Regions from separate parts of the Homo sapiens genome. Here region 1 is linked to region 2. The links are chromatin contacts, found by Hi-C or POLR2A ChIA-PET in ENCODE. All regions are on one chromosome and are shown on one strand. Each heading gives the region's core, a stretch centred on a gene start or an enhancer-like site at or near the end of the contact. The rest is flanking DNA. Distances are from core to core; before and after follow the strand shown. Region 1 holds the start of NUDT17 (nudix hydrolase 17). Region 2 holds the start of LINC01719 (long intergenic non-protein coding RNA 1719).

Region 1 (6,867 bases), core at 1,250-3,749, 210 kb after region 2:
CCTCTAGTTCCACTGCACTGCATGGTGACAACTCCTGTTGGGGCTGTGCCTTGTAGCTTACAAAGAACTTACATATATGTTAGGTCCCCGAATCCTCCCAACTACCACAGGAGGTGGGTGGGTGTTGACCTCATTTGCAGAAAGGAAACAGGTTCAAGGAGGGTTAAATGACTTGCCCCTGTGTTAGAACTGACACTTAGACCTTCAATGCTAGCCAGTTAGAGCAAGAATCTTTGGGGTTTGATGGTCAGTGTCTTAGATTTCATGTACCTTCTTAATTATCAGCTGACCCACTCTCCTTAAATCTCCCCCACAACACAAAATTCCATCCTGAGGACAGGATAGACGCTGAACTTCTCAACATGAATATGTTGGTGTATTAGAGGCTGAGGGAGAAGCTCTTACTTACAGGACAGAGGGTGGTAGGTCCTGGGGGAGAAGTCCGGGTGTCTCTGTCCCATCCTCTGCGGCAGCCACTGCAGCAGCTACATCTGGTGTCAGCCACATAAGGGCGCTCACCTCATTTGGGTTTGGTTGGATCCGGGCCTGGGGTCAGACATGGTGACCCCTCAGTCATTGCCTCTCCCTGGGCTGCCTGTTCGTGATCAAAACCTACCCGCAGGTTTCATGGAGAAAGGCAGGAGCAAGGGGAAAGGGCATTGCATATTCTTCGTTATCTCTGACTACCCCCGCCACCCCCGCCCAGCTCCTAATCACAGTCAGAACCAGGTTGCTTGGGCTCCCCTGAGCCCTGTTTCCTTCCCTCACTGCCAGCCCTACCTGCAACTGCTGCTGTGATTCCTGGGAGATCACGAGTAGATACAGAACAATGTGATGGTATTTGGGTAAACCCCAGCTCAGCCTAGGAGGGTAGGCAGACTAGGAAAAGAAAACAGCAAAAGTGAGAACTTTCCGTCACTTTTTTTTTTTTTTTAAGATGGAGTTTCGCTCTTGTCGCCCAGGCTGGCATGCAATGGCGTGATCTTGGCTCACTGCAACCTCTGCCTCCTGGGTTCAAGCAATTCTCCAGCCTCAGCCTCCAGAGTAGCTGGGATTACAGGCGCCTGCCGCCACGCCCAGCTAAAATTTTTGTATTTTTAGTAGAGACGGGGTTTCGCCATGTTGTCCAGGCTGGTCTCAAACTTCTGACCTCAGGTGATCCGCCCACCTCAGCCTCCCAAAGTGTTGGGATTACAGGCGTGAGCCACCGCACCCGGCCCTTTGTGTCACTTTTTGAGACTTTGTTAATACAGCTTTAGGGTGAAACAAAATGGTGGCCAAAAGCTGAGGGCGTGGATGGTACAGATGACACAGCAGGGACATGGGTGAGGGTTATGGATTTGGGGATTCCAGCCCACTTATGTGCTATTGTTTCCCTTGTAGCCAAGGCAGGTAGGGGCTGATCTATGGAGGAGCTTCTCCCAGCTACTTGTCTCACCTCCCATAAACCCAGAGGGACCCAAGAGAACTGGCCCTGGGGCAGGTGTAGTCCACTCTCCTCCCAAAGTTCTCGAAGCCCTCCGTCCAGCAGCTGGGAGTCAGAGAAGACACATCAGAGGGGCCAGTGCCTGACTCTTCCAAGTCCTTTTGCTTGCCTCTCCCTCAGCCCACACCCAAGATGGTCCCAGGCATGGGTCTCTTGGCTCAGGTTGGATCAGCTGACTGGTTACCTCCTCCTCAAGTTCCACGTGCCCACCTGCAACAACAGTGGGGCCAGTAGGTGAATGGTGGTGGTCTTGGCCAGGGAGCCCCCACTCACTGTTGACACTCCTCTCCCCTCCAGTGGACACAGAGGGAGTTGCAGTCCCTTGTGACTATGAACATGCCACATTTTGGGGCCCACTTTATCCTTCTGAGACTGGGAAAAACATTGTTGCGGGGAAAGGGCAAATTTCTTCTCTGTACTTGGGGCCTTGTCCCCAGAATACTCACCCGGGGGTACCCAGAGGTTGGGGGAAACGCTCAGGGTGCGTGCCCTTCGGGTTAGCAAGACAGTCTTGTCGCTGGACTGCAGAATGACGGCCACACCCAGGTCCACACCTCGATCTGTGGGCAGCTCAGCCCCAGGGACCCTGGGCCGCTCCTCCAGGGCCGCAAAAGGGCAGAAAGGGGGTCGCTGGCAGAAGGAAGCCAGCTGGGTTAAGGCTTCAGAAGGGCGGCACTGGGTGGGCGTGACTTCCAAAAATGGGGCTACACCGCGCGTTGGGGGCGGGGTCCTCGCCGCCAGTTCCCACCCGATTTCAGTCCCCATCTTTGGCCCTTCACTGCCCCCGCTCTGGGGCCCCCTTCTGCCGACCTGGAGCGGAAGCCTAGCGGAGGCGCCTGGGAAGGGCCTGCTCGAGAGGACAAGCCGTCCTCGCTTCAAGCTGCAGTGAATGGGCCACGTCCCGAGCCCTGGTCCGGCTCCCAGGAGGCCACACACACTCCGTGCGAAGCTCACCGACTCCGGACGCCGGGACAGGAGCAGCTGCACCCGCACCTCGGCCATAACGCGACTCTGGAGTCGCTGCGGCCCGCCTGGCGCCCTCTGGTGGCCTAGAGAAGCTTCCCCTCGGAACGTTCCGCGGGGTCGTAGCGGGGTTTCCGAAAGTCCCCGGGGAAATAAGGGCACATCTTTTGAGGATGACCCATGGGTATAATATTAAACCACAAAGAAGAATACCTCTAAATGCTCAGCTCCTATTCCTTCCTATCTTCTCTGTTTAGGACAATGACCCCCAGACCGAATGACTTCAGGACCCACATGTTACTTCCAACCAGCCCTAAGCTGAACTGTAAGCATCCTCTACAGCACTATGCACACCTGTTACAGCAGGCATCACTTCGAATTAATTATCTCCAAGCGAAACACACCAAATAACATTTTCGATACCACTTCTCCTTTCACTTCACTCAAATGGCAACCAAGTATGCAGATGCTATCTCCTTAAACTTCCTCAAACCCATGTTCTCTCCAGCCTTCATTCATTGCCCTAGTTTAAGCCTTCCTCGTATTTTGCCTGAAATATTATTGCAAGTCTCCAAATAGTCTTGCCCCTACCAGTTCATTCTCTACAGTGCTGCCAGAGTGATGTTTTGTTTTGAGAGTCTCACTCTACAGCCCAGACAGGAGTGCACTGGTGTGATCCCAGCTCACTGCAACCTCCATCTCCCAGGTTGAAGCGATTCTCGTGCTTTAGCTTCCGAAGTAGTAGCTGGGATTACAGGGCGCCCACCACCACGCGCGGCCTTTTTTTTTTTTTGAGACGGAGTCTCGCTCTGTCACCCAGGCTGGAGTGCAGTGGCGCCATCTCAGCTCACTGCAACCTCCACCTCCCTGGTTCAAGCGCTTCTCCCGTCTCAGCCTCCTGAGTAGCTGTGATTACAGATGTGCACTACCCACACCTGGCTAATTTTTAAATTTTTTTGTAACGATGAAATCTCACTGTTGCCCAGGCTGTTCTTGAACTCCTGGCTTCAACTGATCCTCCCAGTGTGTTGGGATTACAGGATTTAGGCACCATCAAAATTATCTTCTAGCTGTTTTGAAATGTACAGTAAATTAATAACTATGCCACCCTGATCTATCCAACACCAGTCTTACTTCTTCAAACTGTATTATCTGTGCCCACTAATCAACCTCTCTTCATCCTCCCCATCCTTCCTAGCCTCTGGTAACTACCAATCTATTCTTTATTTTCTTGAGATCCACTTTTTTAGCTCCTATGTGAGACAGAACATGCAATATTTGTTTCTGTGCTTGGTTTATTTTACTTAACATAATGACCTCCAATTCCATCCATGTTGCTGCCAATGACAGGATTTCATTCATTCTTATGGCTGAATAATACATTTTCTTTAGCCTTTCATCTATTGATGGGCACTTAGGTTGATTCCATGTTTTGGCTATCGTGAATACTGCTGCAATAAACATGGGAGTGCAGGTATCTTTTTGATACATTGATTTCTTTCCTTTTGGAGATATATATATACCCAGTAGTGGAACTGCTGGAGCATAGTTCTGTTTTTAGTTTTTTGAGGAACCTCTGTAGTCTTCCACAGTGGCTGTACCAATTTACATTCCCAACAGTGTACCAGGCAGGGCTCTCCTTTTTCCACATCCTCACTAGCATTCATTCTTTCTTCTTGATAAAAGTAATGAATTGGGGTGAGATGTTATCTCATTGATTTTGATTTCCATTTCTCTGATTAGTGATGTTGAACATTTTTTGATGTATCTGTCGGCCATTTGTGTATCTTCTTTCGAAAACTACCTATTAAGATCTTTTGGCCATTTTTAAGTTGGATTGTTCTTTTTGCTATTGTTTGAGCTCCTTATATATTCTGGTTACGAATCCCTTGTTAAGATAGTTTGCAAATAAAGCATCCTCATCTTTCAAACTATACATTGTCACTCTCTGTGTTCCCTTCCCTGCCTGACCCTTTTCCCTTTCTGGCCTCTCTGTACATAGTGTTTACTCTTCTACTGTAGCACCCCTAATACTTCCTGGTACTTATGTACTTATTTGTCTCCTCCTACTAGACTGTATGCTCAAAATTTATTAATCTTTATATCCCCAAGGCTTACCCCAGTACTTAGCACAAAACAGGTGCTTAGTAAATGATGGTGACTGGCTTGAGGGCAGAGATGGTGTCTTATTTATCTATCCTTGTATGTTGTGTTTAGTATGGTGGCTGGCAATTGTTTGACACTCAAGTGTTTAAACAATTAGAAAACACATTGGTGAGAGAAAACTGAAGATATTATAAAACATCTAACTGCTTTAAATGAATTAAAGCTGCTGGGACAAATTATATCCGTGATACTGAGAGAGAGAATTTAGCGTTGCCAGTTTTAAGGAACCATGGAGAAGAGGAAGGCGCTAATTTACTGTGTGCTTACCATATGCCAGGCATTGAGCTAGCTGTTCTACATACACAGTTTCAGATGTGTTAGAAGCCTGGAGCTGGCAAATGTGGCTTCAGTCCACAGATTCTAGTGTGACTGCTTGGGACAATCCACCTGCTAACCCTGAAAATAATTTTTTCTTCTACTCTGTGATAGTCTTTCACATTCCCTACACTGTGTGTGTTAAAAATTACAGTTCATCAGCCTGGGCAACACAGGGAGGCCCTGTCTCTACAAAAAAATAAATAAATAAATAAAAAATAGCTGGGTATGTGTGGTGCATGCCTGTAGTCCCAGCTACTCCAGAGGCTGAGGTGGAAGGACTGCTTGAGCTCAGGAGGTCAAGGCTGTAGGGAGCTGTGATTGCGCTATTACACCCCAGCCTGAGTGACAGAGTGAGATCCTGTCTCAACAACAACAAATTATCTATCTATCTATCTATCTATCACCTATCTCAACAAAATAAAGAACAGGCATAGACATCTGAAAATAAAATTAACTTCTTAGGAAGTTTCCTATTGCCAGGGATATAGGTAACCATAGGTGTGGGTAACTTCTTTATGGGAACAGATGCATCTGATAGATGATTAACCTTGTTGATTTAAGGTTCTTCCCACTGCCAAGATTTGATGAGGGGAGACTACAGCAATGGATCTAAATATGCCAAATTCTTTCAGGTGTATCCTGGGCTGCAGGGGATAGAGAGGGGGGTTTAGTTGAAGACTCTGCGACTTATCCCACTGCAAATAATGCATCCAGGCACCTCCTTTATTTTGCTTTCCATCCCCCCAGATCTTCTGAGGAAGATGCTTCTTCTGGATCACTGTCTCTTCATGGTGCACTCAATGTAAGACTCCAGCAGGAAGATGGTTTCGTCCACCTGGATCTCACTGGCATCCAACCTGAGTGAAAAGTAAAGGCATTTGCCTAGACTGAATGTTCATTAGCATATTTAAGATTAGAGGTTAGGGTGGGTGTGGCCATGGATAACTGCTTGGTTACCCTTGAGAGTGGATGGAAAGAAAGCAGGAGAACCAGTAGATCATTTTGCTATTTACCGAGCATCTTTATGTGCCAGACACCATGCAAACTGCTAAGAATACAAAATACAGAGCCTCTGTCCTGGGGGAAGGTAGTCTTCATTTGCAATCAGGAAAACGAACGTAAAGGCACAGGTATAAAAGGACCTAGTGTGTTTTAAAATAGCAAGAAACTAAGAGTGTCTGAAGCTTAAAGTGAGTGGTGATTAGGAAGAAATGGAAGCTTCTTCAGCCTGACAAAAGCCATCTAGGAAAAACCCACAGCTAACATCATACTTAATGGTGAAAGACTAAAAGCTTTTCTCCTAAGATCAGAAACAAAACAAAGATGTCTGCTTTTGTACTTCTATTCAACCTTTTACTGGAGGTTCTAGCCAGGGTAATGGGGCAGGAAAAAAAAAAAGTAAAGGCATCTAGATTGAAAAGACAGAAGTAAAACTCTCTCTATTCATGGATGACATAATCCTATTATAAAAAATCTCAAAGAATCTGCAAAAAAACTACTAGAATTAATAAATGAATTTAGTAAAGTTGTGGGATACAAAATCACAACACCAAAGTTGGTTGTTTTTGTATAACACTAGCAATGAACAATCTAAAACTGAAATAAGCGACCACTAAACTAGTATCCAAAAAAATACTTAAGAAATAAATTTAATGAAAGAGGTGCACAAATTGTGCACTGAAATGTGAAGGTCTAGGAAAGAGGTGATGAAGGCCTGCGTGTGGACCAAGATGAAAGGCCAGATTTGAGACACATGACTCAAGTAAAATTAAGCCAGCGCAGTGGCACTTGCCTGTAGTCCCAGCTACTTGGGAGGCTGAGGCAGGAAGACTGTTTGAACCTACGAGTTCAAGGCCAGTCTGGGCAACACAGCCAAAACCCCGTCTCTTAAAAAAAATTTATCAGTACTTGATGAACAAGAGAGTGTATATGGT
Region 2 (6,634 bases), core at 1,721-4,220:
CATAGTTCCCACACACCTATGTTAAGGCATTTCTTCTGATCCCTCAAGCAACACCAAGGAAGGTGGACCTGCGAGAGAGGAGTCATCCTCTTTCTTTCTTTCTCTCTGCCCTCTCCTTTGATCAACTTTTATCATTTCATTTGCACCTCAGAAAATGAGGCAAAATCCAGTTTGGGCTTAGGGCCAGAGAAGAGCCCTTGAGGCCTCCCTCTGGAAAACATACTCTCTCAGTTTACCAGAGTTTCCTGTACCAAGGGGAAATTTCCGCAAACAGTAGTGTTATATTCTTTTTGCCTTCCCTCTTTTCCCTTTGCCCAGGGAGGCCAGATGATTGTGAGAACAGGACTTGGGACTTCCTGTGTGTCTTGCCCCCTTCCTCCATGTGATAAATAATGGCTGACACCAAGCAAGTGGGATTGGGAGGCAGGGAATCTTTCATTTTCTTCTTCATATACTTCTACGCATTTGTTTGGTTGGTTTTGGCAAGATTTTCTCACCAGAAATGGAGATTTGTTGGATTTAAAATAAAAAGTAATCAGCCATGTTTTACATTTCTATAAAACACTCAAACCAGGCCATACTCCCCTGCTGTGCCTCAAAATCAACCATAAACTGTCGAGGTCAGGAGGCAGGGCCCTCACACTTAAGCACAGTGTGTTTCCTCAGAATTGGCCAAGTTGATGCCACTCCAATTTCTCAATATACCACAACCCATTAATTGCGGTTTTTAAAAGTGTACATGTATTTTTACCAAAACCCCAGGGCTTCAGTGTTCTCAGCACACAGAAAGACAATCATTGAGACATTGAGTATTGCTGAGGAAGAAGGCTTTAATCAGGTGCTGCAGCTGAGTAGACAGGAGATGAGTCTCAAATCTGTCTCCCTGATTGACTAAAGTTAGGGGTTTATATAGCGCAGAAGAAAAGTTAACTGTGTGTGGGAAAAGAGGAACTAGAGAGGGGTGAGGAAGCACTCGTGATGAGTGAGGGGACTGGCATCTCATTGTCTGGATGCTGTGATTGGCTGAGTTTCGGGTCTCTGATGCTTTTTGAGAGGCCTGAGAGTCCTTTCCTGAGGAAGGAACTCAGATAAAACAAATGTAAGTTTGTTTTATAGAATGGCTTGACCTCAGGAGTTTGAAACCAGCCTGGGCAATATGGTGAAACCCTGTCTCTACCAAAATACAAAAAGAAAAAGAGGGTTGCTTCCAAGATGGCTGAATAGGAACAGCTCCGGTCTACAGCTTCAAGTGAGATAGACGCAGAAGACAGGTGATTTCTGCATTTCCAACTGAGGTACCTGGTTCATCTCACTGGGACTCGTTGGACAGTGGATGCAGCCCACGGAGGATGAGCCAAAGCAGGGTGGGGTGTCGCCTCACCCGGGAAGTGCAAGGGGTTGGGGGATTTCTTTTTCCTAGCCAAGGGAAGCTGTGAGTGACTGTACCTCGAGAAGCAGTACACCCCTGCCCAAATACTGTGCTTTTTTCCACTGTCTTTGCAACCGACAGACCAGGAGATTCCCTCTTGTGCCTGGCTCGGCAGGTCCCATGCCCATGGAGCCTTGCCTGCTGCTAGCACAGCAGTCTGAGATCAACCTGTGACACTGGAGCATGGCAGGGGGAGGGGGTTCTGCCACTGCTGAGGCTTGAGTATGTGGTTCTATGGTCACAGTGTAAATAAAGTGGTAGGGAAGCTCGAACTGGGTAGAGCCCACTGCAGCTCAGCAAGGCCTACTGCCTCTAGATTCCACCTCTGGGGGCAGGGCATATCTGAATAAAAGGCAGCAGACAGCTTCTGCAGACTTAAACGTCCCTGCCTGACAGCAGGGACTGCTGTCATAATCATTATGATTATGAATCATAATCATGAAGACAATCTGTATTCCAGAATAGTAAGGGAACCTATTCCATCAGGGAGCCAACTGAAAACATCAAATCCCAGTTCACACCCCAGGGTGTGGTGTCATGCACCTGTAGTCCCAGCTACTTGGGAGGATTAGTAAGGAGGTTTGCTTGAATTCGTGAGGTCAAGGCAGAAGTAAACCCTGATCATGCCACTGTACTCCAACCTGGGCGACAGTGAGACCTTGTCTCAGAAACAAACAAACAAACAAAAAACCCCACAAAACCAAACAACAACAAATTGTCACCTCATTCTGAAATGACAGTGGCAAACATCACTTTGCTATTTGAAAATTAAAAGAAGCCGGGCGCGGTGGCTCACGCCTGTAATCCCAGCACTTTGGGAGGCCGAGGTGGGCGGATCACAAGGTCAGGAGATCGAGACCATCCTGGCTAACAGAGTGAAACCCCATCTCTACTAAAAATACAAAAAATTAGCCGGACGTGGTGGCAGGTGCCTGTAATCCCAGCTACTGGGGAGGCTGAGGCAGGAGAATGGCGTGAACCCGGGAGGCGGAGCTTGCAGTGAGCCGAGATAGCCCCACTGCACTCCAGCCTGAGCGAAGAGCGCGAGACTCCGTCTCAAAACAAAAAAAAAGAAAATTAAAAGAAAAACACTCCCTCTTGCTATCAACCTGCCCTCTTGCTCTAACTTGTCTGACCCATGGTTTAAAATGCCCAAAAGCTGATGTACTCAAATTATAGTACACTTACCTGTTCTGCACCAGCATTTACTTTTGTCTGGAGGAGATCACCATGCATGGTCCTATACATGTCTAATGGCATGGAATGATGAAGGGTAGTGTCTTTTAGGATAGTTGGATACATATATATATATATATATATATATATATATATATATATGCGGAATGCTACATCACAAGAATAAGAATGTGAAAAGAACCAGTTTCTTTTGTAATCCTAAACGTTCTAGTCTGAGAATTAAAAGCCATTGTTCGAAGAAGGGTGCCCAGGGTCCAGCTGGTCGCCGAAAGCTTGCTCCGCAATACAGGCTAAGGACCAGCTTCTTTGGAAGAGAACAGATGAGGGAAGCAGGAGAGAAAAAAGGGAGAGGCAGACGTCACTTCCCCTTGCCGGCTCCGGCAGCGGGTTGGTCGGCTGAGCGGCAGAAAGGCAGACGGGGACTGGGAAAGGCGCTGTCGGTGACATCACGGATAGGGCGACTTCTATGTAGATGAGCCAGCGCAGGGGCTGCTGCTTCGCCACATGCTGCTTCGCCACGAAGGAGTTCCCGTGCCGTGGGAGCGGGTTCAGGACCGCTGGTCGGACCTGAGAGTCCCAGCTGTGTGTCAGGGCTAGGAGGGCTGGGGGGGAGGGGGGTGTGCGCGGGGCAAGTGACCGTGCGTGTAAAGGGTGAAGCGTGTGAGGCTGCCGGCGGGGCGGAGGTGCAATAACTCATACTTACCTGGCAGGAGAGATACCCTGGTCACGAAGGTGGTTTTTCCAGAGCGAGTCTTATCCATTGCACTCCGGATCTGCTGACCCCTGCAGTTTCCCCAAATGTGGGAAACTTGACTGTATAATTTGTGGCAGTGGTAGACTGCATTCGCGCTTTCCCCTGTATTTTTGTCGTTTTAAAAATAGGTTTTGTTTGCTGCAGAAACGCATACTGGGCGTCAGCGTAAGCTGAGAATCAGGTCTTTGTTCCCATCTGTAACTTCACTGAAACTAAAAATTTGGGACATCGTGGTTCTCACGTTTGTAATCCCAGCAATCTATGAGGTACGTCGATAGGTTATGTTTATGTTAATATCGCTCGACCTCAGGCGTGTGTGGGCAAATATAGTGAACCCGTCTCTACTAATCTCTTATCTTTTTTTGTTGTTGTTCTATAGAAATAAAACTAAGCTTTTCTTTTCCCTATGGGATTAACAGCAAACAGTCCGCTGGAGTGTATGGCGCGATCTCGCCTTACTGCAACCTTTGCCTCCTGCGTTCAAGCTATTCTCCTTCCTCAACCAGAGAATACTCAGCCTCCCGAGTAACTGGCATTACAGGCTCAGGCAACCAAAAAATTAGGTCCGGCTAATTTTTTGAATTTTTAGTAGAGACATGGTTTCACCGGGCCGGGCGCACTGGCTCGCGCCTGTAATCCCAGCACTTTGGGAGGCGGAAGCGGGTGGATCATGAGGTCAGGAGGTCAAGACCATCCTGGCTAACACAGTGAAACCCCATCTCTAATAAAAATACAAAAAAAAAAAATTAGCCGGGTGTGGTGGCACGTGCCTGTAGTCCCAGCTACTCAGGAGGCTGAGGCAAGAGAATCGCTTGAACCCGGGAGGCAGAGGTTGCAGTGAGCTGAGATCGCACCACTGCACTCCAGCCTGGGCGACAGAGTGAGACTCCGTCTCAAAAAAAAAAAAAAAAAAAAAGAGTGACAGGGTTTCACCATGTTGGCCACCCTGGTCTTGAACTCCTGACCTCAAGTTTTCCGCCTGCCTCGCGGCCTCCCAAAATGTTGGGATTACAGGCCTGAGCCACCGCACCTGGCCTGTTTACAGACTTTACAGACACATTTTGTTTACAAGCTTTACAGGTACAGTTCAATTGCGATTAGTGTATATTATGTTTGGCCCAAGACAAGTGTCTTTTTTTTTTTTCCAGTGTGGCCCAAGGAAGCCAAAATTTAGACAACCCTGCTCTAGAGGGTTTGATTCATGGTTCCACTGGGTTATGCTTATTGCCTATAATTCCATTTGATATTTTCCAAATTTGATTTTTTAAAAAGCGTTTTCCTGAAGCACCCTAAAGCTTTCCTAATAATATGAGAACTTAAACCAGATTGGATGTGACAAAACCCTGCTGGAATCCTGCAACTTCTAACCTTAATGTTAGATCAAGAAGCAAAACACCCACCAGTCCAAGGGTCAGGGAAGCTGAAGATCATGCCTGAGCTGTAACAACGCCCTTCCCAGTATACAAAAGAGTGTAACAGCCACTCGAATTCTATCTTCCAAGTGTCTCCTGTTGCCCAGGCTAACCTAGAGCTATCTAAAGATGGCAAATCTGGGAAATGTGCATTCAGCTTGGCAAAACTGATACATTACAAATCCACCACAGTCCACTTCTTCTCAAAGTGGCATCAATGTACATCTTCCTCCTCTTCTTTTTTTCCTCCTCTTCCTCTTCTTTTGCTTCTTCCTCCTCCTTTTTCCTCCTTGTAAAATCATACTTAAGGTTCAAATAAAGACAATATGAAAATCATACTTTTTCTCATTCAGTGAAAATATGCCAACCCTTTCCCCAACAGGATAAAGTCTTTGTCTTTGAATGATGTTCACTCCTTTTTTAGCTAGATAGATCACATTCCATATTTGCTTTCCTGTAACCTAAATATTGAGATTTCTAAAAGTTAATTATTAATGAATGTGCTAGCTAGGGTGATGGAAGAGGAGAATTCTCAAGAAAAGTTTTGGTTAATATACACCCAAATGTATTCATCTCAAAATAATGAAGAAATACTCATAACTATTACAAGTCCTGATTTCTGCAACTGGCACTGGCACTAGCTGGTATTTGTAACTATCTTCACATCTTGTACCCACAGCCAGTTCCTTTGGGCCTGGGCCGGTGGACGTGAGCGTGGGAAGGACAAGAACCCGCGGTGCCCCCCACCGCACTATCCTCGGGTCTCCAGAGGTGGGATCCACCGGGCAGGGGCCTTTGCTGGATTCTAAACCGGCTCTGGGGATACAAGAACAGCTGCCTTTGAGAAACAGTTCAGGTCTCTATATTCCAGACTTCCTAGTAGGACTAAACGCTTAACGTTCACACGGGAATTCATGGTTCTCCTAAAACCCTGCGGTGGAATGCCTTCCTTCACCAAGCATTTATTGGGCACCTACTAGGTGCTAGGCTGGCTCTGGGCGAAGGGCTGCAGCCTGTGCAAACTCCAGGTCCCTGTCCGGTGGATCCCACCTCTGAGGGCCCGAGGGTGACGCGGTGAGGACACCACGGGTTCTGGTCCTTCCCACGCGCGCGTCCGCTAGCCCAGGCCCGGCGGAAATGACTGTGAGCTCAAGGTGTGAAGCGGGGCTAAGAATGGGAAAGCGAGTGACTTCCGCCGGAGAAGCTGCAGTTGTCGCCTGTAGAGGGGCCGGCGACTTTTGAGACGGTGAAGAGCAGGCGGGGGAACCAGTGAAGAGCAGACGGTGAGGAGCAGGCGGCCGTTTGGCCGTTGGAGTCCCCCAGCTGACTCTGCCCGGGTAGAACGTCCAAAGTGCCCAAAGACTCGACTCTTGGCTTCAATGTCTCCCGTGTTCTGGGTTTCTGGAGTGCGCGGGATTGGACAGGCTACAAACATATGAGATTATCTACGGCCAGAGGTTAAAATGCCATTTCTGGTATCAGCAAATCTAAACCATTAGAGTCTCTGTGGCGCCATCGGTTAGTGCCTTCGGCTGTTTGAACCGAAAGGCTGGTGGTTCAAGCCCACCCAGAGATGGTACCTTTTACTTAGGCAAGATTCACGCTTTCTGTTTAAAGACTTTAATCCTGGGAATCTTCCGGACCTCTACTAGCTTTAAATTCGATGCCAAAATACGCTGTGCGAAGGCTCAAGTTCCATGGAAGTTCCTAAAAACAAGAATATTTCAGCAAAAGTAATTTTTCAATAGAGCCTGAGCCTGGGGCTTCAGAGCTTACTCCAGAGCCACTGCACTTATTTCATCACTTCCTGAAGCTGGGTTTTTACAACTGCACATTCCTGGA

What was found. A loop is a pair of places that touch in the nucleus more often than their neighbours do. ChIA-PET counts read pairs that join two places held with the same protein, here RNA polymerase II (POLR2A). Pooled maps may share reads with other maps.
Region 1: a loop to region 2 is called in a pooled map, with 5 times the contacts of the local background. The contact joins the promoter of NUDT17 here to the promoter of LINC01719 in region 2. A Hi-C loop is called at or near these places in 6 of 50 pooled maps. POLR2A ChIA-PET finds 5 or more read pairs at or near these places in 20 of 52 experiments (CD4-positive, alpha-beta T cell, GM10248, H1 and 15 more).

The regions. Positions count from the first base shown.
Region 1 is chr1:145,841,262-145,848,128 of GRCh38, reverse strand. It overlaps NUDT17 (nudix hydrolase 17), which reads right to left and starts at 2,499. Exons shown (of 8, transcript NM_001012758.3): 1 at 2,297-2,499; 2 at 1,933-2,116; 3 at 1,671-1,696; 4 at 1,439-1,531; 5 at 781-879; 6 at 410-546; 7 at 1-17. The coding sequence starts at 2,488. POLR3C (RNA polymerase III subunit C) reads right to left here. Exons shown (of 15, transcript NM_006468.8): 15 at 3,727-5,790. The coding sequence ends at 5,709. RefSeq lists enhancers at 1,836-2,095, 2,146-2,515, 3,296-3,425.
Region 2 is chr1:146,048,932-146,055,565 of GRCh38, reverse strand. LINC01719 (long intergenic non-protein coding RNA 1719) reads right to left here and starts at 2,970. Exons shown (of 3, transcript NR_125968.1): 1 at 2,618-2,970. RNVU1-6 (RNA, variant U1 small nuclear 6) reads left to right here and starts at 3,322; the gene lies at 3,322-3,485. RefSeq lists enhancers at 2,652-3,383, 3,384-4,112 and a silencer at 3,233-3,472.